Regions from separate parts of the Homo sapiens genome. Here region 2 is linked to region 1. Evidence: chromatin loops called from intact Hi-C (ENCODE). Cell type or tissue: A673. All regions are shown on one strand. Each heading gives the region's core, and the rest is flanking DNA. Links, peaks and the distances in the headings are about the cores only. Region 1 overlaps GLDC (glycine decarboxylase). Region 2 has its middle 19 kb from the start of IL33.

Region 1 (15,307 bases), core at 4,486-12,485:
CAGGACAGATGATAATGACAGACGTTAATTCCAAGGCCTCCCAGTACCAATACACCAATTATATCAATATTTATCGGATGTTTACTCTGTAATAAATTATTAGTTTCTATAAGAACCATAAACTAAGCATTAATAATGATCAACCCGGCCAGGTGCAGTGGCTCACGCGTGTAATCCCAGCACTTTGGGAGGCCGAGGCGGGTGGATCACCTGAGGTCAGGAGTTAGAGACCAGCCTGGCCAACATGGTGAAACCCCGTCTCTAGTAAAAATACAAAAAATAGCTGGGTGTGGTGGTAGGCGTCTGTAATCCCAGTTACTCGAGAGGCTGAGGCAGGAGAATTGGTTTAAACCAGGAGGTGTAGGTTGCGGTGAGCCGAGATTGCGCTATTGCACTCCAGCCTGGGCGACAAGAGTGAAACTCCGTATTTAAAAAAAAAAAAAAAAAAAAAAAAAGATCAACCTGGCCGGGCATGGTGGCTCACGCCTGTAATCCCAACACTTCGGGAGGTGGAGGTCAGGAGTTCAAGACCAGCCTGGCCAACATGGCGAAATGCTGTCTCTATTAAAAATACAAAAATTAGCCAGGTGTGGTGACGCACGCCTGTAGTCCCAGCTACTCAGGAGGCTGAGACAGAAGATTCGCTTGAATCCGGGAGGTGGAGGTTGCAGCGAGCCGAGATCGCGCCATTGCACTCCAGCCTGGGCAACAGAGCAAGACTCCGTCTCAAAAAAAAAAAATAGCTAAAAATAAAAATGACCAACCCCTACCCCGGGTTCACACAACTCACTCACTAACAATGGTGGCCTGTGAATGACTGTCTAGAGTCCAGAGATGCAGCAGAAACATGGACAAGGGGATGTAGCTTCAGGTTAAGGAAATCAAGGCAAAGTGCCTCAAGAGCTGAGCCTAAGTTAGAGCTTACAGCTGCACTGAATTTTTATGGAAGCTGGACAGTAGGTGCAATGCTAAAATTCTCAGACTCAAATCATCCTTCATTTCCTCCAAACAACCATGTGGACACAGGCTCTTGTAGAACTGACGATGTGTCCCAGTGGGAAAGTAAGTCAGAAGGTTTTCCCCAACAAAAAGCATCAAGGAGAAGCCATGATTACCCTGAAAATCATCCTCCTATTTTTTATCCCACAGAGAGATGGATGGGCATTATTGAAAATAGGCTATGAAGTTAAATCTTAGCTTACAGCTCTTTCCTCAAAAACAGCAAAGGAGTCTACTTAAGAAAAATAAACGTGTACAAAAAGAAAACATTAGCCAAAGGCAAACATGAACTACTTTGCACTCTTCTACTGTCAGAAGGTTTGTGTCCCTTTAGAACGGCTGTTGGTCTCATACTGGTTATGTCACGTTGTCCTCAAATCCGTTTTCTTGTTTGAATGCTTCCCTTTTGTAGTTAATTTTTTTCTTTAATTTCTGAGGACCCAAGCTGGAGGCACTGTCCTCTCTCACAGGTATTGCTAGTCTACAAAAGGATCGTTGGATGAAAGGATCCCTTCAGGGCAGAATATTGATAAGAAGGAGAAAGGGGAATGTTAAAAATAAATATAAAATATTCATAGAAAGCCAAAATGAAGAATTCATACCAGGTGAGTTCTGTTGAAACACAAACATATAAAAACGTCAACCACCCTGTGGTACACTGAATAACGGGCTCCCAAAGACATCCCTGTCCTAATCCTCGGAACCTGTGGGTGTTTCCTTATATGGCAAGGGGGACTTGCAGATGGGATTAAGGTAAAGAAAGATCTTGAGATGGAAAAATTCTTCTGGATTTTGGGCTGGGCCCTAAATATATTCTTAAGTGTCCTCATCAGAGGGAAGCAGAGGGAGATGGGACCACAGAGGGAGCGGGAGATGTGCTGACTGAAGCAGGAAGCTCGAGCCAAGGAACGCAGGAGGCCTGCAGATGCCAGGAAAGGTAAGGAAACAGATTCTCCCCTGTCTCCCCCAGAAGGAATCAGCTCTACCAACACTTTGACTTTAGCCCAGTGAAACCAATTTCTGACACCTGGCCTCTGCAACTATAAGAAAATTAATGTGTGTTGTTTTAAGCCACTAAGCCTGTAGAAATTTATCATAGCAGCCATAGGAAACTAATACACATCCTGGTACAAGGAGCGATGGAAAGAGAAGTCACAGTGGCTTTGTGAAGCACTCATTTATATGTTGCTGTCAGACATTTCTGGTTTTCTATGAGGATTTAGAGGACTTTAATTATTCTTTATAATGTTAAGTTTTTCCTCAGTTTAAAATTGTAGTGTTGGCCGGGCGAGGTTGCTCATGTCTGTAATCCCAGCACTTTGGGAGGCTGAGGCAGGCGGTTCACTTGAGGCCAGGAGTTCAAGACCAGCCTGGCCAACATGGTGAAACCCTGTCTCTAATAAAAATACAAAAAATAGCCAGGCATGGTGGTGCACGCCTACAGTCCCAGCTACTTGGGAGGCTGAGGCATGAGAATCACTTGAACCCGGGAGGCGGAGGTTGCCATAAGCCAAGATCATGCCATTGCACTCCAGCCTGGGTGACAGAGTGAGAGTCTCTCTTGGGGGAAAAAAATTGTATTGTTGTGAGGGATATGGAAGTAACACGACCCAGATTTGAAGTTTTGGTTTATCCAAAGCAAATCCAGCATTTGGTGCATTGATGCCCATTTAGGGGGTGCTATGTTTTCTCAACTCCCCAGGGTGCCGCGTGGCATAGAATAGCATGAGGTCATCTTTAGACTTGTTGAATGAGTGAAGGGTTAAGGAGATCTCCTGTGCAAGGGAAACTAATGTCTTACCACTGGTAAAATCTAACAACCAAAGGCCACTACTTTGTCTCAGGCAGTTGGGAAGAAAAAAATATTCCCATACAGGTTTTGAGCTTTCTTTGTTGATTTACATATAACATAATTTGTTTCCTTTGGTCAATGTTTTCCCTTTGTATAGGAAACTCAGACTCTGAACAGCAAACCTAATTGTTTTTCTTTAGAGTTTTTATTTTTTCGTAAGATCTGGAGGTCTGCTGAGTAAGTCAGGATTTGACTGACAAATTGAAATATTAATTATAAAGTGTTAAAGGCCATGCCTGGTACATGGTAATTGCCATATAAGTGTTTGTTAAATAAATTTGTATTCTCCCAAAGTAAACTCATAAATCAAGAAGTTAGGCATTCCATTTTAGGAACCTCTGAAATTTAACCTAAGAGAAAATGTGAAAATAACTTCAAAAAGCAGCTTGAAAGAAAAGACCCATCAGGAGCCCAGGCACTTCTGTAGCACATGATTTCCCCACACTCCCTGCACATGACTTCCCCACACTCCCTTTCAAAAAAGAATGATATATTTTGCTGGATTCCATTAGAATCTATTGTGTGGGAGCAGCTGCCTCAGACATCAGTGATGTGAAAAAATCTTCCCTGATTAGTGAATACTAAATCATTTTCTTCTCTAACTAAGAAAGTTGGCTTTAATTAAAAAAAATTTTTTTTTGAGAGGGAGTCTTGCTCTGTTGCCCAGGCTGGAGTGCAGTGGTGCGATCTCAGCTCACTGCAACCTCTGCCTCCTGGATTCAAGTGATTCTCCTGCCTCAGCCTCCCTCAGTAGCTGGGATCACAGGCGTGCACCACCATGCCTGGCTAATTTTTGTGTTTTTAGTAGAGACAGGGTTTTGCTATGTTGGCCAGGCTGGTCTTGAACTCCTGACCTTAGGTGATCTGCCTGCCTTAGCCTCCCAATGTGCTGGGATTACAGGCATGAGCCACCATGCCCGAGCTAATTAAAATTTCTGATCCAGAAGGATGCCAACATTTCCAGGCTAATGAGCTTTGTATTTCTACCAGCTCAGTGGCTGGAGGGCTTCCCTGCCTCTCCCTTTCCCCCTCTCCCTGAAGCACAGCACCCAGCCCCTCTCCCTCCTGCAGAGTGAAATGGCCTCTCATGACACTTCAGTGATGGCAGGATGGGCAATGGGGCCAAGAGAAACATCACACACAGTGGGTGGAGAAGGGAAGGAGGACAGGAAAACACAAAGAGAGGGAACAGGAACCAGAAAGAATCCACAAGTCACGGAAGAACCCCGCCCAGGCCAAACCCAAAGGCCTTTCATTCTTTCTCCTTGGCCTTTCCAGTTTGGTCCCCAGCTGCTGGACATTCACAGCTACTTCCTGGTGTCAGATTGGGAAATTTGGGAAATGGCGAGGGGTGGGAAGCATTACTGCGTGGAAAGAATCTGGATTTTAGCTGGCCCTTTGCCATTAGCTAGTCACCTGCTTTCTGCAAACACTGCTTTCTGCGGCCTCTCCGCCAAGCAGTGGAGGAGTCGGGTGGAGATGTCACACAGGACAGGCTGCCCCTTTCCAGCATCCCCAGGCTCCTGGGCACCTCGTGGTGAAAGATACTAATGAAGAGGAACTCCAGAGACGACCTCAGAACATGGAAGCCATGAGGGAAAAACAGACAGGAGAGAATCTGGCATTGTTTTACTGGCTGGACACCTGGAGCTCCAAAGTTTCCTTTCTGATTCTGTGAAAGTGCCGAGACTCTCAGGTCCCAAGAGCAATTATAGTTCTAAACTAATCATTCCTTAGAAAGCTGAGAATTCAGAACCACGAATGAACAAACTGTGGGGGAATTTCAGGGTCTGTGTCTGTCTGGTTGACCACTTCACTTCTCTCTGGACTGGCAAGCAGTCCTTGACCAGGGTTTAATCATTTATTCAATTCACGAATGGCCTGTTTTTCAAAGATCTTTAGACATGAATTCTAGGGCCAGGTGCAGAGGGTCATGCCTGTAATCCTGGTCTCCCTAGCACTTTGGGAGGCTTCCTTGAGCCCAGGAGTTCAAGGCTGCAGTGAGCTATGAAGAGAAAAAAAAAAGGGCCAGGCGCAGTGGCTCACACCTATAATCCCAGCACTTTGAGAGGTCCAGGGGCGGGTGGATCACCTGAGGTCAGGAGTTCGAGACTAGCCTGATCAACATGGTGAAACTCTGTTTCTACTAAAAATACAAAAATTAGCCGGGCGTGGTGGCGCATGCCTGTAATCCCAGCTACTCAGGAGGCTGAGGCACAAGAATCGCTTGAACCCAGGAGGCAGAGGTTGCAATGAGCCGAGATTGGGCCATTGCACTCCAGCCTGGGGAACAGGGCGAGACTCCATCTCAAAAAAAAAAAAAAAATTCTATTCCCCAACCAAGATGAAAGCCTGGAAAGACACACCTGTGGAATCAGGATGAACTATGCAAGGGAAGGAGGGAAAAAAATGTTCCTTCGTTTCCCCTGTTATGAAAGGGAAGTGAAACACTTTCAGCATTCTTTATTGCAAATTCCAGGCAACTAGCCATAAGTAACCTTCCAGTGGTAATAAAACCAGAAATGGACTAAGATCGGGCCACTACCACTCCACCCTACTTACTTAGCCAGCCAGCACCACCCTATCCCCTTTGTCTGCAACTCTCTAGTATCAGCAGATGCTTTTGCCCTGCTCTCGGCTCCTAGGCGATGCTCCTATTAAGGACTTCCGCCCCACAGCTCAGTACAAACTCTAGCATAGCACTGGCCATCAAAATGAAGGAACCAGGAACACAGGCCTCCTCTGGCACAAGCTGAGGCCTGAGTTAGGCCACTGCTACAGGCACTGCCCCTGGGGGGAGCGAGTGGTGTCCATTAGTACCTGCTGGTCCCCACAGTGGTCCCCAAGAGGCGATTGGGATCCTGGAGACCAGGTTCTCATATCCAAAGCAAACATTGAAGCAGGACCGTGAACTCTGCTTTATGCCTTTTTTGGTGCTTGAAGTTGAGAATCATCTAATGGAGAATTTATTTATTCAACAAATATTGTTTGAGCATACTATGACCAGAACCGGGCTTCAGCACAACAGGGGTTACTGAAGAATTAAAGCATGGTCTCTGCCCTTCATCCAGGCCCAGGGCCGGGGCTGAGCCAAGGAGAGGATGCTTGCAATGGCAACATTCCTGCCCTCTTCCTCCCTCTGCTCCCTAGAGAGCAGTTCCACAGCCAACTGGCTGACGTTTGCATTCTGGGTTTGAGCAAGTCTTTTATCTCTGAATGTTTTTCCTCAAAATGGTCAAGTGGGATGTCTTGGAAGCAAGGATCATAATGGCTAGTTCACAGAAATTTGTTTCTTGACTATATGTTCCCTCATCTGCTTCCAAGAAGGCTTGGAGGGAGTGTCCCACAGAAGGGACCCTGAGAGCCAGGACCTCTGTGCCCCATGGTGAGCAAGCGCCACCTCCTGCCATACTCACCGTTCTGTGCCCCTCTCCTTTCTGGTTTAAGTAGGCTCGGATAGTGGCCAGTCCAGCATATTCTCCCTGGGCTCCGCTTGCAAAGACAAGAAGAAAGGGATCACGGTTAGGTCTTCTGGCTTTCATTTACTCATTCAATATTTATTGGGCCCTGGCCAGGGGTTCACCAGCACGTGACACATGGTCACTGTCCAGACGCTGAGAGAAGCTCATCAAGGAGCTCTGCTGGAGTCAAAAGGTCTTGAACAATCAAAACAATCAAAGCAACAGCATCCAGTTTGTGCACTACAGCTCAACCACTCCTACCCAAAGATGGAGCTTTCTATATCCTTGCTCAGGACCACGCATTGAAAATAGCCTTTTGTTATTATGAAAAATTTCAAAACTATACCAAAATACAGTGAAGAACAAAAGGAACTACGACGTGTGTGTCAGCCAGCTGTAACAATTTGGTTTACGGTCAATCTTGTTTCCTATTATATTTCTCACTAACCACTTTCATGCTGAACTATATATTTTGAAGCAAACTTCAAACATCCTATCATCAGTTCAAATGTCAATATGCAGCCTTCAAAGATAAGTATTGTTTTTAAAAATATAACTACAGGCCGGGTGCAATGGCTCATGCCTGTAATCCTAGCACTTTGGGGGGCCGATGTGGGCAGAGCATTCGAGCTCAGAAGTTCAAGATCAGCCTGGGCAGCATGGCGGAACAGTGTCTCCACTAAAAGTACAAAAAATTAGCCTGGTGTGATAGCATGCATCTGTAGTACCAGCTACTGGGCAGGCTGACATGGAAGGATCACTGGAGTCTGTGAGGCGGAGACTGCAGTAAGCCGAGATGGTGCCACTGCACTCCAACCTGGGTGACAGAGTGAGATCCCGTCTCAAAAAATAAATAAATAACTACAAACACAATTGTCACACCTAGAACAATGAACTTCAGTTTTTTCCTTTTTTTTTCCCTTTTCTTTCCCCCTTTAAATGGGTAATGTGTCAACATCTTAACAAGGTTTAAGGAAGACACACCTATGAGGTGAAAACAAATCATCACTCTATAATTTCTTAGTATTACCAAATATCGAGTCAAGGGCCTGATCAGCCCCAAAAGAATGAGGCACTTTTAATGTGACACCATTCCTGGCAGTCTCAGGTTCGGCTCTCCCAGGCCCCGGATGCAGATGGCTGTTAGGGGCTGGCCATCCTCATCTCAACGGTCCTGGAAGGCACCACTTTCAGGGCATATGCCATGACTAACATTCCGGTGAGCAATGCTGACTCAATCGTAGACTGTTATTTCATGTTCCCAGTACCCTGTGCAGGAAGGGAAGGGAAATGAGTAATAGATGTATCAGTCCCATTCAAAATGTGTATGTCTGCGAAGCTGAAGGCAAAAATTAAATACTAAAAAAAGATACAAAAATTTAAACTTTAAACAAATGAAAATTTAAAAATAAAATAACTTTTTTTAATGTTACCCACAGAAAATCGGTAAGAATTTTAAAAAATGTGTATGTTCTCCATGCCATCACCCCCATTTTGCACACAAAGAAACTGAGGTCTGAGTGCTACATGCCAAATGGCCAACAGTGACAGATGAAGACTTGGGTGTGGAGTCAGCCTGCCTCCCAGAGCTACGGGCTCCCTTTGCAAGCAGTGCTGCTCTTCTGAGCACACTGTGCTCTCCAAGGACGGAGAGTTGTGGGAGCAAATGCTGATTTTCTTTCTAGCAGAAGTCTTGTCTGATTGATAGAACTGGGGGGTTTAGCTAAAATAAAAAATAAAAAAAAAAAGAAAGAAAAGAAGAAAGAAAGCCTGTCTTACAAGACCTGAGTCACCCCGTTCCTCGTCACCCGCACTGAGTCAGCTGCAGCTATCTCCGCTCTCTTCCAAGAAGAAAGGCAAAGACTGCTCTTCTGTTTTCCTGGCTTCTGAAAAACAAGTCCTAGCCTATTTGAGGTTTTTTCATTTTGAGGACAAGAAAATGAATATGCCGTGCTTCAGGAAACCACTCACATCACAAGTAACTTCATCTCCCTGTGCCTATGTGCCTGAGAGATGTGTAAAATGGGGATAGTAACAGTACCCATCACACAGGGCAGATGTGATGTGTAGTGAGATCATCAAGGTCAAATGCTTCTCAGCCAAATCCTGCCCATTCTTCAACTGGCTACAACTCTCTGCAAAGCCTTCCCTAAAGCCACCAATCCAGCTCTGTCACTTCCTCAGAGAGGCCTTCCCTGAAGGCAAGAATTTTGTCAACCTTGTTCACAATTGTATTCTCTATTCCAAGAACACTGACATAAAAAATATTTGATAGATTGATTAAAGAAATAATCCTCTACCTCCTCCAAATTATCATAGCATTTTACTCTACAATCTTATCTGACATTAATATCCTATACATGTACTGGACATAGAAAATTATTACCGATTTCACATTTACTTTGTATGCCTGTCTTATCTCAATTAGAGCATAAGCTCTGACAGTAGGGTCTAATTCTCAGAGTTCTGTATATTCTTCAACAGGGAATATATAGAACAGTACTCTGCATGTAGTAGTTCTGCAATAAGTATTTAGTAAATATTTTAAAAATTGAATTCCTCCAGCACAGGCAATCAATATGAATGTCATCCTTTCCCCTACAGTAAGGAACCTCAAGAAAAACATTTTATATTTACCCCTATGTTTTTCTCATGAATTCTATTCATCTGACTTTCTTGAAAGGCCAATCAAGGTGTAGACTAGGAATGAAGGAAGAAGCAGATTACTGGCTATGAGCCAGTAGTGTAGGAGAAAGACTATATGCTAAAGACTTGATCAGAAATGCTGGATTTCTCTCTCTCTCTCTCTCTCTGGCCTTAAACATCTATAAAAATCAGCTATGTTTCAACCCAAAAAGTGCAAATGATATATTCAAATGTGACACAAGGATTACTACTGGGGCATTAGTAAAACAAATTGTTAGTGCCACCTGTTGGTAGAAAAGTCTTATGAAAAATAATTGCTTATCTACATAACCCAGACTAAGCAACCATCAACAAACTATTATATATGGAGGACAGGCTAGGTCAGTGCTTTTCTGACATCTGTTTAAAATGAAGTAGTGAATGGTCTGGAGCTGCAGGGCTGGCCAGTGAACGGGGAGCCTCAGAAACACCAAGTTTATGTGAGCACAGCTTAAACTGTCCTAGAAAAACAAGGCCCTCCATGCCGGGCGTGGTGGCTCACACCTGTAATCCTAACACTTTGGGAGGCCAAGGTGGGCGGATCACCTGAGATCAGGAGTTCGAGACCAGCCTGGCCAACATGGTGAAACCCCATTTCTACTAAACATACAAAAAATTAGCCGGGCGTGGTGGTGCATGCCTGTAATCCAGACTACTTGGGAGGCTGAAGTGGGAGAATCACTTGAACCTGGGAGGTGGAGGTTGCAGTGATCCGAGATCACACCACTGCACTGCAGCCTGGGCCACAGAGTGAGACTCCACCTCAAGAAAAAAAAGAAGAAAAGAAAAACAAGACCCTCCAGTGTATGGCATTTACTCAGGCTGATTAAGGAGCTGCTGCTTAATGCAGAATGGGGAAATTGAGCAGACAACTTCTTCCAAAACTCAGATTCATTCTACAAAGAATCCACAAGAAATTCAATAGACCAGAAAAAGTAGAACAACTGAATAACAGGTATAAGAGCCCACAAGGTGAAAACAGCTGGAGTTGATGGAATTCAACAGTATTGTGATGACTATAACCCAGGCCCTTTCAGTATCAGTGTATCATCACAGGTGTGCAAGTTCAGGAGCAATACTCAATGTAAACTTAAAAAAAAAAAGAATTTGTAGATGACATGGCAGAGATAGGGTGAGGGTGATAGTTCAGAAGAGCTAAAAGTTCCTTTGCCAAGGTTGGAACGGGAGTTCAAAGAAAAAACAAATTTTAAAGATTTTAAAAATTAATTTATCTTTCCCTTTACTAAGAACCCTAGCCAAACATACTGAGAATTAGAAATGGATGTTGTGCCGGGCGTGGTGGCTCACTCCTGTAATCCCAGCACTTTGGGAGGCCGAGGTGGGTGGATCACAAGGTCAGGAGTTCGAGACCAGCCTGGATAATATGGTGAAACCCCATCTCTACTAAAAGTACAAAAATTAGCTGGGTGTGGTGGTGGGCACCTTTAGTCCCAGGTACTCAGGGAGCTGAGGCGGGAGAATTGCTTGAACCCGGGAGGCGGAGGTTGCAGCGAGCTGAGATCGCACCACTGCACTCTAGCCTGGGCAACAGAGTGAGACTCCATCACAAAAACAAACAAACAAAAAGAAATGGATGTTGCAGACCAGGCACAGTGCCTCATGCCTGCATGCCTGTAATCACAGCACGTTGGGAGGCCGAGGCGAGCGGATTACCTGCAGTTAGAAGATCGAGACCAGCCTGGCGAACATGGCAAAACCCTGTCTCTACTAAAAATACAAAAATTAGCCAGGTGTGGTGGTGTGCATCTGTAATCCCAGCTACTTGGGAGGCTGAGGCAGGAGAATCGCTTAAAGCAAGGAGGTGGAGGCTGCAGTGATGTAAGATCGCGCCACTGCACTCCAGCCTGGGCCACAGAGTGAGACTCAGGCTCATGGCCGGGGGGATTAAAAAACATCGTGGCTAACTTTATAGACACCATAAGCAATTTCTCAGATGGTGACTGCTTTGGAATATTTGGACATGGGTCACTGTAGCTGCATGCTTTTTATATATGCAAAAAGTAACATGAAACCCATTTTGCAAGACTGCAGAATGCACTAAAGTAATAATTTATGGTGAACACCAGCAGTCACCAAAACTCCCACTGAATCACATTGTAATTATATGGAGAAAACAGTATTTGTGTTCTCAAATAGAATGTTGTATTTTTATACAAGTCAAAAGATGTTAAAAATGTGCCATAAGAAAAGACCACGCTGTGGATTCTAAAGTTTTAAAAATTATAGTACCAAGAAATTAAGATTTATATATTTTTGAATTACTAAATATCTAGATTGACCATATCTATTTTTGTTTTAATTTTCCCTAAATATTCTGAAAATCATTTTATAGTTTTTAACACACCATCATAGTTTGTGCACGGATGGCCACCTTTAGTGTGTGATTTCAGTGAAGTTCCCATTGAAGTTATTTATAAGCAGTGGACCTATTTTACTTCTTATATTTGAACTTCTTAAGAAGTTTCTTGACCAGGCATGGTGGCTCATGCCTGTAATCCCAGCACTTTGGGAGGCTGAGACGGGCAGATCACCTGAGGTCAGGAGTTCGAGACCAACCTGGCCAACATGGCGAAACTTCGTCTCTACTAAAAATACAAAAATTAGCTGGGCGTTGTGGCAGGTGCCTGTAATCCTAGCTACTCAGGAGGGTGAGACAAGAGAATCACTTGAACCCAGCAGGTGGAGGTTCCAGTGAGCTGAGATCGCACCACTGCACTCCAGCCTGCGCAACAAGAGCAAAACTCTGTCTCAAAAAAAAAAAAAAAAAAAGTTTCTCGGGGTATGTTTTTAAAAAAAATATTTTATTACATTTAAAATGATACCTTTTCATGAAAAATATTTATTTTATGAGTGATAAATTATAAGTTTAAATATGAGGTGAATTTGTTCCCTTCAACTACCTATAATATCTATAGCATCCAGCATACAGCCCTTTGTACAAAATGTAACATTTAGAAGCTAAAATATACATCATCCTCCCCCAAAATAATGATTTTCTTATAGACACAAGCAAGATTATTCTAAAATGCATATGTAAAGGCAAAGTAACTGGAATAGCTACTTTTTTTAAAAAAAAAAGAAAGAAACTGGCACAAATCAGTTCATCTGATGGCAAGGCTTATTAACAGTAGCCCCCTCTTATCTGCAGGAAATATCTTCCGGGACACCCAGTGGGTGCCTGAAACCATGGATGGCACCCAAACCCAGGTGTACTACGATTTTTCCTATACATACATACCTATGATAAAATCTAACTTATAAATTAGGCACAGTTACAGATTAACAACAATAACTAAGAATAAATAGAACAATTACACCACCATACCAGTATCACTACTCTTGTGCTTTGGGTACACTACTAAATAAAATAAGGGTTCCTTGCAATGAGACATTGCAGTGAGATCGTGCCACTGTACGATTTCACTGTTCCTTGAAAGCGCTGTGATAACATAGCAGTTGATCTGGTAACCAAGGCAGCTACTAAGTGACTGATGGGTGGGTAGCATATACACAGTGGATATGCTGGACAAAGGGCTGATTTACATCCCAGGTGGGATGGAACAAGATGCTGCAGGGTTTCATCACACTATTTAGAATGGTGTACAATTTAAAACTTAGGATGAATTGCTTATTTCTCAAATTTTCCATTTAATATTTTTGAGCCAGTTGACCATGGGTAACTGAAACTGCAAATAAGTGGGGACTATCATATATAGCTACAATAATCAAGCCTATGTACACAGAGATCACACATAGATCAATGGAATAGAATATAGAATCCAGAAATAGATCCAAACAAATATACCCAACTATTTTTGACAAAGTTGCAAAAGTAATTCAATGGAGGAAAGATCGCCTTTTCAATAAATGGAACTGAAACACTTAGACATCCATAGGCACAATCTAAGTCTCACAGCTTATATAAAAATCACCTGTAAATGGATCATGGACTTAAATGTAAAACATAAAACTATGAAATTTCTGGGAAAAACAAAAAACAGAATAAAAATTGTTGGGATCTAGGGTAGATTTGAAACCCAAAGCACAATTCATAAAAGAAAAAAATTGATAAATTGAACTCCATCATAATTAAAAACTTTTTGCTCCCATTAGGGTTACAAGGACAAGCTACAGAACGGGAGAAAGTATCTGCAAACTACCATAGCCAACGAGCAGTAAGTACAAATGCAATTCAGAAAATGATGCTGGGAAAATGACATGTGGACATGCTGTCAATGTGCTTAAAAGTACGAAGGAGGGTTACATTAGGATGTTGAAAATCAACTGGGTTTTCATTGGTGCTGAGTTTAGAGGTGTGTGTGGGAATGCAGAGCCTTTCAGTGGCTTTATTATCTGGGGGAATTCCCTCTTTTGTGTGAGTCTATGGGAGAGACACGGTCCTACACTCCCCTATGAAAGCAAAAAGGATTAGACATTCCCAGTCACTAAACACTAATAAGACATGGAGGTGTGAAACATCCTGTGCAATACTCCAGCCAGGACATTATGAATCTGGATGGACAGACCAAAGGAATGGGACAGTTCCATATTTCCCACAGTGAAGATGGTGACTCTTCGCATGGTGAGACTCCATTTTCTTCTCTGCTGCCAGCCTTTCTTGGGTCTTACTCACTGCTGAAGTCTAATTCTCCAGCTTTTCCATCAACTCTGTGAACTGCCCAATAACTTCCCTGTAAATTATTTTTCTGCTGAAGTTAATGCAAGCCATTTTCTGTTGTTTGCAAACAGGAGCCCTTAGGTGGCACATACTGTTAAATGTTTCCTACAACAAGATCATGTTAAAGTCACTCATTCCCAGGCAGATCTCACAAACAGGTATTTCCTGCAGCCACCCGGGAGTTTCTCTCACCTCTAATATCAAAGTTGTTTTTTATTTGCTGCCCTTTTCAAAGCTGTCTGGCTCCAAGCAAATTATTCCTCTGGATCCCATCTGTCACGTGGACATAATGCTATCTATTTCACAGGTGAACTTAAAATTTTTATGATAGAATACATTTATGTGGGCCAGGCATGGTGGCTCACGCCTGTAATCCCAGCTACTAGGGAGGCTGAGACACAAGAATCGCTGTAATCCCAGCACTTTGGGAGGCTGAGGCAGGTGGAGGCAGGTGGATCACCTGAGGTCAGGAGTTCAAGATCAGCCTGGCCAACATGGAGAAACCCTGTCTCTAATAAAAATACAAAAATTAGCCAGGTGTGGTGGCACACACCTGTAATCCCAGCTACTTGGGAAGCTGAGACACAAGAATCGCTTGAGCCCGGCAGGCAGACGTTGCAGTGAGCTGAGATCGTGCCACTGTACTCCAGCCTGGGCAACAGAGCAAGACTCTATCTTAAAAAATAAATAAATAAAAGAATACATTTATGTGATTTTTTAAAAAAAAATCCATCATCAGTGCAGAAGGGTTATAAAGCAAAAGAAGAAGAAAAAAGCGACCCCCATCCATCCTACCCAGTGTCACCCCCCAGAAGGAAATACTTCACAGTTGCTTGTGATACGTAAGGGTTTGGTGTTGGACATCTTTGATGTCAGACTCCCCTCATCCAAACTCTCCTTTACGTTGAGAAACAAAAACGATGCAAGTGAAACATCAGCTAAGAAACCGATACGGTAAAAATGATGGCAGTAAAGTGATCCTAACAACCACTGTCGAAATGACCCACTTCAGTTCATGGCACCTTCAGAGGACCACTCTCAAGAAAATAAGGGAAAAATGGGTGCAGATTCCTATCTACCAGGTGGAAAAAACAGGTGACTAACAATTTAACAGTACAAATACCTTGCAAACGGTATGATTTTAACCAGTGAAACTCCATGTACTGCATGTCTCAAGTACCCTAACGTTAGCCAGGTCTCTATCTCTATGGATTTAAAATCAAAACCCCTCAACACAACACTCTGTAATGTTCTTACCAATCTGTATCAATTTGACATAAGTTTAGTTCCATAATTAACCTTTGCTATCTAGTCAAAAAACGTAGATAAATCAGCTGGTATCAGAAGAGCGCCTCAGAGCAGTGGTTCTCACGCTCAGTCTAGTTCCCAGACAATAGAAAGCATCAACATCACCTGGGAACTTGTTAGAAATGCAAATTCAGGCCAGAACTTCGGGAGGCAGATCACCTGAGGTCAGGAGTTCAAGACCAGCCTGGCCAACACAGTGAAACCCCATCTCTACTAAAAATCAAAAATTAGCTGGGCGTGGTGGCGGGTGCCTGTAATTCCAGCTACTTGGGAGGCCGAGACAGAAGGATGGCTTGAACCTGG
Region 2 (15,307 bases), core at 3,447-11,446, 370 kb before region 1:
TATGTAAAAAGTACCTGGCACAAAGGCGTTCAACAAATTTTGGTTTCCTACATCTCTTTCACCCAGCACTTGCTTGGTTATGGCTTAGGTGCATGAACACAGACACATTCCAGAGATGTTTGACTCAGTCAAGCTTCTATCAGGAACTAGGGTACAATAGAAATGGATTACATGAGGAAGTCAGATATGGAGGAAAAATGAAGTAGTTGCTGACAGGGAGTGTTAAATGGGATTTCTAGAAAGGACACTTCTCAGAAGAGAAACATGATGCACAACAAATTTTAAACCCTTACTTAGTGACAGCCTAATTCAAATCACAAACATAGGTCTATACTCAGAAAAATTATGTTCGTACACACTCTTTGGAAGAGAGAAACCCTGGCTGCTGGTCTTATTGTGGATACCTTCATAATTCACTTGGAAGATGGAACAGATTATTATTATTATTATTATTTGAGACAGGGTCTTACTCTGTCACCCAGGCTGGAGTGCAGTGGCACAACCTAGGCTCACTGCAACCTCCACCTCCCAGACTCAAGTGATCCTCCCATCTCAGCCTTCCAAGTAGCTGGGACTACAGGCACGTCACCACACCCAGCTAATTTTTTGTTTTTTGTTTTTTGTATTTTTGATACAGACAGCATTTCACCATGTTGCCCAGGCTTGTCTTAAAACTCCTGAGCTCAAGCAGTCTGCCTGCCTTGCCCTCTCATAGTGCTGGGATTACAGGCATTGAGCCACCGGACCCTGGCCAGAAGATACAAAATTATTTTGTATCTGTCCGTGGAGACATTTCACACTTATTATAATTTAGTATAAGTCATGGTGAATGTAAAGAGACAAATATGGCTTTTCACAAGGTGCCCCTTTGACCCTTCAGAGCACTAGATCTCTAAAATGAAGTATTTGGAGTCCAAAAGATATAAATAAGAATAAGAGGTCATGATGGTGTCTTCATGAGAAAAGATTGGGAATTAAAGATGTTTATGCTGAAATAGAATTATAAGATACTAGTAGTGGATGATGCTTTAAAGACTCTCACCTCTCATATTTTAGATCAGAGAACCTAAGCTCAGAGGAGGAAACTGTTCTTAAATTACACAAAAATTTGGAGGCAGAAATGTCACCAGGTTTCTTATATCTGGGAAAGAGACCAAAAAAAAGGTATTATCCTTCTGGAACAGTCTTGGCCAGAGCCTTTCTCCTCTAAGAGTGGGACTGGACAATGGAGCCAGGTCAGTGGTGGGTCTGTGCCATTGACTAGTGGAGAGCTCCCACATAAAAATATGCCACCCTTTGAGTGCAGCCACGGATGTTACAATCTAGTATTGAGTAAATGGACACTTGATTTTACATATCTCCTTCAATATATTTCATCATAATATTAACTGTCATAACTACAAATTATCAAAAATTCCCTACTTTTGAAAAATGTACATAAAATGAAGAATGATGGCTCTCCTCTGTCCTAGCAAGGGACAAAGATTGGCCTAGAAAGCAGGTCTCTTGATATCCAGTCCGATGTCCTTTCCAGTTTCCCCAAAATAATAGTAGCATTCAAAGGTATTAAAATATAGTGCCTTACATGGGTCCAAAAGGCAGATTTTGTTCTTGCTTGAAAAGAGAGCTGTAATAAATAGTCTAAATTTCTAGCAGGCATAGTAGAAGAACCTAAGGTAAATGTTTTAATTTTATGCTAATGGTTACTAAGGATTATCATAGAATTACCATTTTTGGGGAACTTGAAAAATAGGTGTGACAATTTGAGGGATGAAAAGATAACCAAAAAATAAATTTAGCTCCTGCTGTTGCCACTGAATGTGATGACAAATGATACAGAGAGGTCATTCTCACAAGACCTAGGCTAGGCCAAGGAGAATGAAGAGGAGACATCACACCAGCATTTAACTTAAGAAATCAGCTGTGTGGGTGGCTGTTGTGGTTGCTTTTAACGACTAGTTAAAAAAAAAACAGATTTATTGAAATAATTAATAATTCACATACACACAATTCACCCACTTAAAAGTGAACAGATCGATGGTGTTTATACTATATTCACAGTTGTGTAACTTCAGCCAGAATATTGGAATATTTTCATGACCTCAGATGAAACCCCATACCCATTAGCAGTTCCTCCCTTTCTCTCCCTTCTTCCCACCCCAGACCCTGGCAACCACTAATCTACTTTCTATCTCTTTGGATTTGCCTATTCTGGACCTTGCATATAAATGGACTCACACAAAAAACTCACTGATACGTAGTCTTTCGTACCTTGCTTCTTTCACTTAACATAATGTATTACAGGCTCCTTCATGTTGCAGTATGTACCAGTACTTCATTGCTTTATACTGTCGAATAATATTCCATTGTGTAGAGCGTATACTGAGGAGTGAATAACTGGGTCATATAAGAACTCTACGTTTAATCTTTTGAGGAACTTCCAGATTATTTTCCAAAGTGGCTGCACCATTTCACATCCCTACCAGCAAGATCTGAAGGTTCCAACTCTCCACATCTTTTTCAATACTTGTTATTATGTCTCTTTTATATTTTAACCATCCTATCATGTATGAAGTGATATCTCACTGTGGTTTTGATTTGCATTTCCTGATAGATAATGATATTGACTCTTTTCATTTATTGTTGGCTATTTGCATATTTTCTTTGAGAAATTGCCTTTTTTTGAAAGATAGTTTTGCTGGACATAAACTTGTTGATTGACAACTTTTTGTCTTTCAGTACCTTCAAAATGTTACCTTCTTGCCTTCTGGCATCCATTGGTTCTGATGAGAATTCAGCTGTAAGCATCATTGGCATTCCACTATACATGATCAGTCCTTTTTCTCTTACGCTTTCAATATTTTTGCTTTGGCTTTGGCTTTGAACATTTTTACAGTAATGTGTTGTGTGTGGATTTCTTTGCATCTATCTCACTTAGAATTCATTGAGTTTCTTAGATATGTAGAGTAATAATTTGTATGAAATCTGGGGACTCTTCGACCATGAATTCTTTGAATACTTTCTGCTCTATTTTCTGTCTCCTCTCCTTATAGTACACCAATTACACTTATGTCTGCACGGTTAATGGTGCTCTGACACTTTTTTCCCATTATTTTTCTCTCTGTTCTTGAGATAGCTTAATCTCTCTCAGTCTCTCTTCAAGTTTACCCATGTTTTTCTTCCTCCAAAACCAACAACTGAAGGTACCAAATAGAGAATAAAAACAGATAGATACTGAGGGAAGTCAATGCTGGGCAGAAAAGAACAGACATCAACTCCCATTTTGCGTATGTGTGTTTTCACCATGTGGGGTGGCTAAAACTCTTATAGAAAATCCTAGTTTTACTGGCTTAAGAATCAGAGAAAAGGACTTGTGTTTGGGGAACTAGATCCACTGGAAAGTGAAGAAGAAACTCCCAGAAAGGAGAGAGCCAAACAATGGGTCTCATATTCTAGGTACAAAATTTTCCCAAATCTCTGAGTGATCCTTGAACATGACTATTGGGGAAAGACTCAAAGCAAATTAGTTAAAGTTAAAGGAATTGAAGTAAAATTTCAGCTACACTCATCACAGTGGAAATACAGTGTTACAGTTTCATTCTATAAAAGTTAAATATATGCTTAAAATCAGTACTATTCAGAGGAACATTCAGATTCCGGAATTTTTACAACACATCATTCACAATATTGAGGATGCAATCCAAAATTATGCAACATTCAGGCCGGATGCAGTGCCTCACACCTGTAATCCCAGCACTTTAGAGGGCTAAGGCAGGCAGATCACCTGAGGTCAGGACTTCAAGACCAACCTGCCCAACACAGTGAAACCTCATCTCTACAAAAATACAAAAATTAGCTGGGCATGATGGTGGGTTCCTGTAATCCCAGCTATTCAGGAGGCTGAGGCGGGAGAATCATTTGAACCTGGGAGGCGGAGGTTGCAGTGAGCTGAGATTGCATTATTGCACTCCAGCCTGGGCAACACAGCGAGACTCCATCTCAAAAAAAAAATTATACAACATTCAAAGAAGCAGGAAAACATGACCAATTCATAGGAGAAAGATTAATAGAAAACAAGCTAGGATGACCCAGATGTTGGCCAACAATTATTTAAAACTGTATATTAAAATGATGCTCAGTAGTAAAAAGGAAAATATGCTCACAGCTAATAAAAAGTGGGAAATTTCAGCAGAAGAAAAGAGATTATTTTTTTAAAGCCCAAATAGAAATTCTAGAACTGAAAAACAAAACAGCTGAAATATAAAATTAACTGGGTAAGCTTAAGAACCAAATGGAATGATGGAGGAAAGAAACAATGGACTTACAAGTCAATAGAAATTATCTGATTTGAAGAAGGCAGAGAAATAAATTTTAATTAACAGAGCCTATGGATCTGTGAGACAATTCAAAACTGAAGACCTGAAAGAAGACGAGAGAGAGAATTGAGAGGAAAATCATGGCCCAAATTCCCTAAACGTGGCATAAAACATATAGTTACAAATTTATGAAGCTTAGACAGAATTAGTAGAAAAAACACTCCTATTTACATCATAATCAAACTATGGAAGAAAAATATTTGAAGACAAAGAAAAATGACACATTGAATACAGGGAAACAATTAAAATGATGGCTGCTTTCTCATAAGAAGCAATAGAAGGGGAGTCACAAGACAGTGAAACAGAGTTCATGTCCTTTGTAGGGACATGGATGAAATTGGAAATCATCATTCTCAGTAAACTATCGCAAGAACAAAAAAACCAAACACCGCATATTCTCACTCATAGGTGGGAATTGAACAATGAGAACACATGGACACAGGAAGGGGAACATCACACTCTGGGGACTGTTGTGGGGTGGTGGGGGGGAGGGATAGCATTGGGAGATATACCTAATGCTAGATGACGAGTTAGTGGGTGCAGCGCACCAGCATGGCACATGTATACATATGTAACTAACCTGCACATTGTGCACATGTACCCTAAAACTTAAAGTATAAATAATGAAAAAAAAGAAAAGAAAAAATGTACACCAATAAATTAAATAACCTAGAAAAAATATTAAAAAGCATAATCAAACTAAAAAAATAAATAAATAAATAAAGTACAAGGGAAAAGCTTGTCCACTTGGAATTCTGCATTCAGCAAAAATGTCTTTCATTATTGAAGGTGAAATAAGAGTATCAGGGAAAGAAAAATAAGAGAATTTATAACCACCATATCGGTGGTGAAACCAAACAAACAAACAAACAACAAAACTGAAATAAATTCTTCTAGTCTAAAAGGAAATAAACCTTCCTATGTGCCAGGGCCCACCTTAGGCACGGAAATACAAGTTTGAGTATAATGAGGTTCACCATGGAGTTTATAGCTTATAGATGAAATGGAAACCAAACATTGTACTTCATGGCAGTACCAATGGGAGCAGGAATGCCTGGCCTCAATAACAATAGGAGCCAGAAACCACACATGTATTTACTAAAATGTCTTTCAAGAGGGCACACCTGTAAGTCTCTGCATTTTGCCACTTATACAACTTCATCTTTGAGCGCTTACATAGGGTCAGATTACCTAACAATAGCTGTAAGCCAAGACAAAATTGGAGGAGGAGAGAATTAGTAGATACCTGATACAGGATATAAGGGCTAAGCTTTAGATTTTTCTATCCTGACTCGATCCAGGGTATTTGGTTTCTATTGTTTTTCACTAAATAAAGATAGGTCTTTCAACAATCCCAGCTTCTGTGGAATTAGCTGAAAATAAACCAAGAGCTAGAGACTCAAAGTATTTACAGTAGATACATTTGAGTAGGTATATTGCTCAAGTCACACTGTAACTGCCCAGTGGGTTCATTTTGCCTGCTGCCCAGATAAACTCAATTTATTAAGACAGAGGAATTGTAATAGACAAAGAGTTTAATTCATGCACAGCCAGCTAAACAGAAGACAGAAAATTCAGAGATTGGAGTTTTTTAAGGGCAATTTGGCCGGTAGGGGGCCAGAGAATGAGGAGTGCTGAGAAGTTGGGTTGGAGATGAAATCACAGGGGGTCAAAGTGGGTTCTTCTTGCTGTCTTTGGTTTTTGGACAGGATTGCAGAACTGGTTTAGCCAGATTACTGGCCTGGATGGTGCTAGCTGGTGCATCAGAATTTTAGGGTCTGAAAAACATTTCAAGCACTAATCTTGGGTTTTACAATAGCGATGTTATCCCTAGGAGCGACTGGGGAGGTTTGGAATCATGTGGCCCCTGGCTGAGTGACTCCTAAACCAAAATTTCTAATCTTGTTGCCAATTTGTTCGTCTTACAAAGGCAATCTGGTCCCCAGGCAAGAAGGACATTCATTTCTGGAAAGGGCTGTTATCATCTTTGTTTCAAAGTTAAACTACAAACTGAAGTCCTCCCAAAAGTTAGTTTGGCCTTTGCCCAGGAATGAACAAGGGCAGTTTGGAGGTTGGAAATAAGATGGAGTCAGTTAGGTGAGATCTCTTTCACATCATAATTTTCTCACTGTTACAATTTTTGCAAAGGCAGTTTCAATACCACAGTTAGATCAACAAATATTTTGAAAATGGGAAAAAGGGCCTTTTCAAATTAATTTTTTAAAGAGATAACCCCAGAAGGTCTTGTATGGGGTGGAAAAGCAATAGGAAAATTATATAATATGATGATTCTGTGAAACTAGTGGGTCAGAAATAAGTGTTTACAGGCCAGGGCCTGGTGGCACCAGAATGAGCTCTTGGAAGTAGCTGGCTTTGTGTGTTGGGTCCATATGCTGGTGCACCCATGTGGCTGCATACCTGATCTGGGTGGGTGCCGAGGCATTGTCACCCCTGAGCATTGCCTAGGCATTTCTCGTGGCCCGCTAGAGACCAGTCCCACTCCCTTGTCCCCTCCTTCCCCTGCACTCTCTAAGAAGTTCATCTGCTCCTTCCAGGACTGTATGTAGCACCAATTACAATAAGGTCCAGATGCTTGAAGAGCACCTATGCAAGCACACGAGGAAGAGACCATTCATTTGTGACTATGAAGGGTGTGGCAAGATTTTCCTCAGGGTCTACCACCTGAGTCACAACATCCTGATTCATATGGGAGAAAAGCTGTTTATGCACTAGTGGCTGTGACAGAAAATTCAACACAAAATCAAACTTGAAGAAATATTTTGAACACAAAGATGAGATTCAGCAAACAACATATATGCAATTTTGAAGGCTGTAAAAAGATCTTTAAGGATCAGTAGCTGAAAATCCATCAGTGCCAGCATACCAATGAACCCAGAAAGGATGTGGGAAATACTGCCTGACCCAGCAGGCTGAAACGACACACGGAGGTTCAGGAGGGCTAGATGTCAAAAGAGATGTTCCTTTGTGGCAAAAACATGGGTTGAACTTCTGAAATATGTGAGGAAAAAAAACCCATATAGAGGAAATAACATGTGAATATGGCAGAAAATTTTTAAACACAAAGATTATCTTAAGCAATATATGAAAACTCTTGCTCCAGAGAGAAATATTTGCCAATGTTCAAGAGAAGGCTGTGGTAGAACCCACATGACTGTATTTAATCTACAGAGCTGTATCCTCTCTTTTCATGAGGAAAGGCACCTATTTGTGTGTGACCATCCTGGCTGTGGCAAAAGGTCTGCAATGAAAGTCTCACATAGACATACCATTGCAACAAGAAGAAAATTAAACTCAGAGTAAAACCAACTCATGAAAAACGGAGTTCGGTGGGGTGTAATGGCTCATGCCACTTTGGAAGGCTGAGGCAGGCAGATCATTGAGGTTAAGAGTTTGAGACCAGCCTGGGCAATATGGCAAAACCCCGTCTCTACTAAAAATAGAAAAATTAGCTGGGCATGGTGGCGTGCGCCTGTAGTCCCAGCTACTCGGGAGGCTGAGGCAGGAGAATTGCTTGAATCCGGGAGGCAGAGGTTGCAGTGATTCCAGTCACGCCATTGCACTCCAGCCTGGGTGATGAAGCAAGACTCCATCTCAAAAAAAATAAAATAAAAAGAAAAGTACAAAGGGAGTTTGGCCTCTGGTCTCAGTGGATATACCCCTTCTGAAAGGAAACAAAAATAAGGTTTACCTTTGTCTAAAAATAGAAAGACACTGAACTGTACTAGAGACGTGGTGCAATAACTTAAACCTCAACTAAATATCACATTACTTTGTTTAAAGGACTACAAACCAGTGAGCTTTCTTTCTTTCAGAGGCGTATTTTTTAATTAAAATCACTGATGCAGAACAACAATGTGTTTTCCATGTGCACTTGGTCAACACCTATATCTTTACTGTGTCTCCTATGAGCAGGTACTGGACACGGAGGATGTAAAAAAAAAAAAGAAATAAAAATGAGGCACCATCAGGGATTTCCTCCAGGAGGCAGTGTCACTCTAGAAAGACATGAGTGACCCAGGGATTATGTCGCCAGCTTCAATTCAGTCTAGATTCCTGGCCCTCAGAGAGACATGACTGCTGAGGGCAGTAGCCTAAAAAAGGAAACCCCTGGCCTTTTGGCTGGATGCCTCTGTGCACCCCTCCAGGCCCACTCTCCACCTCCCACAACCCTGCTTTATGACCACAGAGGCTGACTTTCTAGGCTGCTCCACTGGGCAAACTTTCTCTCAGTCAAGGTGGTGGGATTTAGTGAGCTTTCACTAAGTGATGCTTCATGGCCAACAACCTCAGATTATTACGATAAATATCACTTCCTATTTCACGTTACATAAGGGCTCGGGGTAGGTGGTACATCTGTGGCTGTGTGGCTCAGCTGCAGGTGTGGTGACACCACAGGTCTGTTGCATATGTCTGTCTTCTCATCCAGGGACCCCTACTGAAGGATCAATCATTCTTGGGGCATACACTGAGGTTAGAGCTTTTCTTTCCTGAGCTTCCTCCTTACCAGGATTTTGTGGTTGGCAGATTCCCTGTACTGAATCCTTAGCTGCTGCCTAACAACCCCTTCCTAGAGCTGTGTTCTCTGGGCCCAGTCTCTGCTCCTTCTTGACTCTTGGCTACAGAAAGTAGCACCATCCTTGAAAGAAATGCAACCCTGCCAGTACCGTGATCTTTGTCTGGTGAGCCTGGTGTTGGACTTCTCTGACCTGTAAGATTATACATTTGTATTAGTTTGAGCCACTAGGTTTGTGGTTATTTATTATGGAAGCAATAGAAAAGTAATAAAATCTCTCTCCTGTTTTCAGGTAGTAAAGGAAATCTTGAGCCTTGAAAAGCACACTCCTGGGATGATGAAAAGAATGCAACCACTGAGTGTGCCAAGTAGCTTAGCATCCGCTTAGCTCTTCCCGAGATTGTAAACCACTCTTCCTGATCTGAACCACTCTTCCTGAGATTGTAAACATTGCTCAAGGCTATTTACCTTAGAAATAAGGAAATTTGCAGACTCTATAAAACATCCCTTACAGTTGGTAAAACTTACTGCTGAATCAGTTAAACAATAAGGCCTTGCGTGAAAGGAAAAATAACGTGAGTTGGGGCAGCCCAAGTGGGAAATGCCTCTGCATAGGGGAGTGGCATGAGAAAACGACACTAGTGGAAAGGAGTAGGGGGTGTTCCATGGCGGGGATGAAGTTGCCCAAAGTAACCACCCTAACAATAGATGATCTGGAAGAAAGGACCATAGACTGGTACAGAAGCTGTATCCAAAGTCAGACTACAAATCCTCGACTTATCTTCTCCCACCTCATTTCTCACCACGCTCAGTCCAGCAATACTCCAAGGAAGAACACTTCTTTGGTGTAGCTCCCACATATCTTCTCTCCTGGCTTGTGATATGCACCTGTCATAACTTCCTGGGAGGGGAAGACTGAAGGCTGTTTCTCTTAGAACATGCTGTTTCTCTTAGAACATGCTGTTTCTCTTAGAATTTTCTCAGGTATGAACCAATGCAGGACATTCCTATAGATTGGTGGTTTTCAAATCTCTTCTGCAGAATCCTAGAATCTCGAGGCCTCCCGCAACTGGGATAGTTTAAGCAATAGTGATCTTATTCCCCTTACTTCTCCTTTGACTACAGGAGCTCTGCATCTATATGTTGACATGTATGAATTCTGTGTTGAGATTTTATTTGATGTAAGTTTGTGCTTTTAAGAAAAATCTGAAAACTACTGAGCAAAATCAAGTGTAGTAGTGCATGGAGAGAATATTTTCTGTCCCAGACTTGCCTGAGAGCTCACTGTAGAAAAGATTGGGCATTTGATGCCAAGTATAGTAGTCCCCCTTATCCATGGGGGTTACATTCCAAGACCCCCAGTGGATGCCTGAAACCATGGATAGTACCAAACCCTCTATATTATACTGTTTCCCCCCATACATACATACCTTTGATAAAGTTTAGTTTATAAATTAGGCACAGTAAGAGATTAATAATAACTAATAAAATAGAATAGTTATAACAAAATACTGTAATCAAATTTATATGAATGTGGTCTCTCTCTCATTCTCAAAATACTGTAATATTTTCAGACCACTGTTAACTGCAGAAAGTGAAACTGCAAATAAGCAGGGAGTACTGTACCTGCTATTTCTCAATTAGTGCAGCTTATGGATTACTTTTCTAGGCACCAGGGATGGAAACAGAGAGGGAACTTGGCCTCTGTGATTTCCACAAAACAAACAAAAACGAGGCTTATTGGTGTATAGCAGACTAGACAGTTCTAAATCCTGGCACCATTCAATTGACAGGCAGCACTTTCCTTTCTAGCTACATCTCTTATCAAAGAAAGAATGAACTAGCAAACAGGTTGAGAGTAAAATCAAACATTGGCTTGATGATCTCCCAGGAAGGGCAGTTGTCTGCTGCCCAGCACTTCTCTTCACCCATAAATCCACAATACAGCGCGTTGGGATCTGTCCAGTGATCACTGAACAAGGGGCATGAGGAGCACAGGTAGACTACATTTTCCAGAGATTTTCATGTTTATATACTGGATGCTAATGAGCAAACCTCTAATGGAGGACCCACTGATTATTTTTCTAAAGGGTTAAATACGTGTTCTAAAAAAAAAAGTGTTAAGTAAAATTTTTCAGAATTGGCTGTGGAGCACGTAACTCACTCTTCATACCATGTGGGGATGGTAGGCATTCTAGAATGTCTTCCTTCTATCCCTCAGCTCCTCTCTCTCTCCCCCTTCTTCTCAATCCCATCATCTTCCCCTCACAGAACTCTCACTATGTATCACTTCCTGGTGTCCCTGTTCCCTTCCTCAAGACATACCATCCTTACCTCTCCACAATACAATGTAGATTTCAGCCCTAAGTCATCCAGAATCTTGCAACCTGTCGTCACCTGAGACTTCGTATGCCTGTCACTAGGGGATCTGCTCTGGCTTCCGCTCAGTGTCCTCCACGAGGAAACTCTGGTCCCTTTCAAAGGGGGAGGAAGGAAATGGTGGTGCTTCGATTTCAGCTCAGTCTCTTTCCACGAAAGTTTCTTCACAAGAAGGCAAACACAACTTATTAATGAAAGAATGTCTCTTTTCTTCCTACTAGCTGGTCTGGTCTATGTGAAGAACATAGATCTTTATCATCTCGATTGTGACCTGACTTCTTATGAAATAATCACCCTGGTGTAATGGTCCTAAAATACTAGACTTCTTTCCTGACCTGGATTTTTCAAATTAATGGTGTTTTATCATAATCTTTTTATTGTAAGGACTAGCTTAATTGCCTTGTGACCAGAGAACATGGTTTGTTTGAAACAGCAACCCTCATATATTCTGTTGGGAGTGTAAAATGGTGCAGCCACTACATAAAACAGTTTGGCGGTTCCTCAAAAAGTTACACATGGTATTACCATATGGCCCAGCAATTCCATCCCAAAGTATATACTCGAAGAATTGAAATCAGGTATTTAAATGAAAACTTGTACCTAAATGTTTACAGTAATGCCATTCACAATAGCCAGATGGTGGAATCAATTAAAATGTTCACCAACTTATGAATAAATAAATAGAATGTGGTATATTGACATAACAGAATATTGTTGAGACATAAAAAGGAATAAGGTACTGATACTTGCTACAACATGAATAAAAACATTATGCTAAGTGAAAGAAGCCAGACACAAAATATCACATAATGTATGATTCCATTTATATGAAATATCCAGAAAAGACAGTCCACAGAAATAAAAAGCAAATTGATGGTTGCCAGGGGCTAGAGGTAAGGGAAAATGGGGAATGGATGCTTTATGCATACAAGATTTCCTTTTGGGGTGATGAAACTGTTTGGAACTAGACACAGGTAATGTTACACAATATTGTGAATGTACTAAATGCTACTGAATTGTACATTTTAAATTGGTTAATTTTATATCATGTGAATTTTACCTCAATTTTAAAAAATTACTTTTAAGTGGACATTTTTGTAAAAGCTGTTTCATATTCTCCACATACTCAACAATAGTTATTTTTCCTTTTTTTTTAAAAAAAAATTACATGCATCCTAGTGGGTGAAAAGTAGCATTTCACTGTGGTTTTGATTGGCATTTCCCCAATGACTGATGACACTGAACATGTTTTCATGTGCTTGTTAGCCATTTGTATATCTTCTTTGGAGAAATCCCCATTGAAAGCTTTTGCCCATTTTAAAATTCGGTTACCTTTTTGGTTTTGAGTTATAAGAGTTCTTTACATATTCTGCATATTAGATCCTTATTAGATATATGATTTGCAAATATTTCCTTCCATCCTGTACGCTGTATTTTCACTATCTTGATAGTGTCATTGAATCACAAATATTTTAATTGTATTGAAGCCTAGAGGTGGTGGCTCATGCCCATAATCCCAACACTTTAGGAGTACAAGGCAGGAAGATCACTTGAGACAATTAGCTTAGGAAACATTGCAAAACCCTGTCTCTATAAAACATACAAAAATTATCTGTGTGTAGTGGCATGCACCTATCATCCCAGCTACTTGGGAGGCTTAGGTGGGCGGATTGCTTGGGCCCAGGAGGTCAAGGCTGCAGTGGGCCATGATCATGCCACTGCACTCCAGCCTACGCAACAGAGCAAGACTCTGTCTCAAATAAATAAATAAATAATTGTAATGAAATTCAATTTACCTATTTTGTTTTTACTTCTGCTTTTGTTGTCATATCTAAAAAATCTATTACCAAATCTAAAGTCATGAAGATTTACTCCTATATTTTCTTCTAAGAGTTCTATAGCTTTAACTCTTACATTTAGATTTTTAATCCATTTTGATGTATTTTGTATATGGTGTGAAACAGAGGTCCAACTTCATTCTTATGAATGTTGATATTCAGTTGTCTCAACACTATCTGTCAAAAAGACTATTCCTCAAGACAATTCCTTTCCTCATTGATTTTTACTCCCTTGTCAAGAACCAATTGATTATAGATGTGAAGGTTTGTTTCTGGACTCTCAAATTTATTTCACTTATTTATATGTATATCCTCTGTCAGTATCATACTTTATTACTGTTACTTTATGGTAAGGTTTGAAATTGGAAAACATGAGTACTCCAACTTTATTCTTTTTCAAGATTGTTTTGGCTTTTCTGGGTCTAAAATTCTGTATCAATTTTAGAATCAGCTTCTCAATTTCTACAAAGAATCCAGCTGGAATTTGGCCTAGAGAATGTGTAGAATATTTAGATCAATGTGAAGCATGTTGCTATTTAATAATATTAAGCCTTCTTAGTGATAAACATAGGATGTCTTTCCATTCATTTAAATCTTTTTAAATTTATTTCAACAACATTTTGTAGTTCTCAGTATTCAATTAGTTCACCTCCTTAGTTAAATTTATTCCTAAGTATTTCATTTTTGACACAATTGTAAATAAAATTGATTTCTTAATTTTCTTTTCTGAGACATTGATATTGTGTAAAAATACAATTGTTTCTTAAGTGCTGCTCCTGTATCTGTAGCTTTGCTAAATTCATTTATTACCTCTAATAGTTTTTTGTGGGTTCTTTGGGATTTTCTATATATAGAATTATGTCATCTGCAAATAAAGATAATTTTATTTCTTCCTCTTCCAATTTGTCTGTCTTTTATTTATTTATTTATTTATTTTGCCTAATTGTTCTGGATAAAATTTCTGGTACGATGTTGAACAAAAGTTTTGAAAATGGGCATTCTTCAGAAGACACCTCATACAGGAAAGCCCTGGCTGGCATCTGGCAGGTGCCCCTCTGGGACAAAGCTTCCAGAGGAAAGAACAGGCAGCGATCTTTGCTGTTCTGCAGCCTCCGCTGGTGATACCCAGGCAAACAGGGTCTGAAGTGGACCTACAGCAAACTCCAGCAGATCTGCAGCAGAGGGGCCTGTTAGAAGGAAAACTAACAAACAGAAATGAAGAGCACCTCCACTTAGAGACCCCATCTGAAGGACACCAACATTAAAGACAAAAGGTAGATAAATCCAAAAAGATGGGAAGAAACCAAAGCAGAAAGGCTGCAAATTCTAAAAACCAGAATGCCTCTTCTCCTCCAAAGGATCACAACTCCTCACCAGCAGGGGAACAAAACTGGATGGAGAGTGAGTGATGAATTGTCAGAAGTAAGCTTCAGAAGGTGGGTAATAACAAGCTCCTCTGAGCTAAAGGAGCATGTTCTAATCCAATGCAAGGGAGCTAAGAACCTTGAAAACAGGTTAGATGAATTGCTAACTAGAATAACTAGTTTAGAGAAGAACATAAATGACCTGATGGAGCTGAAAAACTCACCATGAGAACTTTGTGAAGCATACACAAGTATCAATAGCTGAATTGATCAGGCAGAAGAAAGGATATCAGAGGTTGAAGATCACCTTAATGAAATTAAGTGTGAAGACAAGATCAGAGAAGAAAGAATGAAAAGCAACGAAGTCTCTAAGACTAACATAGTCTCTAAGAAATATGAGAATATGTGAAAAGACCAAACCTGCGTTAGATTGGTGTACCTGAAAGTGATGGGGAGAATGGAACCACATTGGAAAACACTCTTCAGGAGATTATCCAGGAGAACTTCCCCAACCTAGCAAGACAGGCCAACATTCAAATTCAGGAAATACAGAGAACACCTCAAAGATACTCCTCGAGAAGAACAACCCCAAGACACATAATCGTCAGATTCACCAAGGTTGAAATGAGGAAAAAATGTTAAGGGCAGCCAGAGAGAAAGGTCGGGTTACTCACAAAGGGAAGCCCATCAGACTAACAGTGGATCTCTCTCCAGAAACCTGACAAGCCAGAAGAGACTGGGGGGCAATATTCAACGTTCTTAAAGAGAAGAATTTTCAACCCAGAATTTCACATCCTGCCAAACTAAGCTTCATAA

Evidence for each region. Peaks named below come from ENCODE experiments on the same cell type or tissue, not always from the same donor. Only the 100,000 strongest peaks of a DNase experiment are listed, where the experiment ranks them.
Region 2: a loop joins it to region 1, with 2.6 times the contacts of the local background. A loop is called at or near these places in 2 of 110 quality-filtered maps.

What each region holds. Positions count from the first base shown.
Region 1 is chr9:6,559,087-6,574,393 of GRCh38, forward strand. It overlaps GLDC (glycine decarboxylase), which reads right to left. Exons shown (of 25, transcript NM_000170.3): 16 at 6,268-6,343. Among named protein-coding and RNA genes, the nearest start is that of GLDC, 79 kb to the right of the region's middle. RefSeq lists an enhancer at 7,112-8,311. In A673, for the core only: a CTCF peak has its summit at 9,237 (motif pointing left); DNase peaks (open chromatin) are centred at 7,525 and 9,225.
Region 2 is chr9:6,189,131-6,204,437 of GRCh38, forward strand. It overlaps the pseudogene GTF3AP1. Among named protein-coding and RNA genes, the nearest start is that of IL33, 19 kb to the right of the region's middle. In A673, for the core only: a CTCF peak has its summit at 8,378 (motif pointing right); a DNase peak (open chromatin) is centred at 8,401; H3K27me3 peaks cover 288 bases.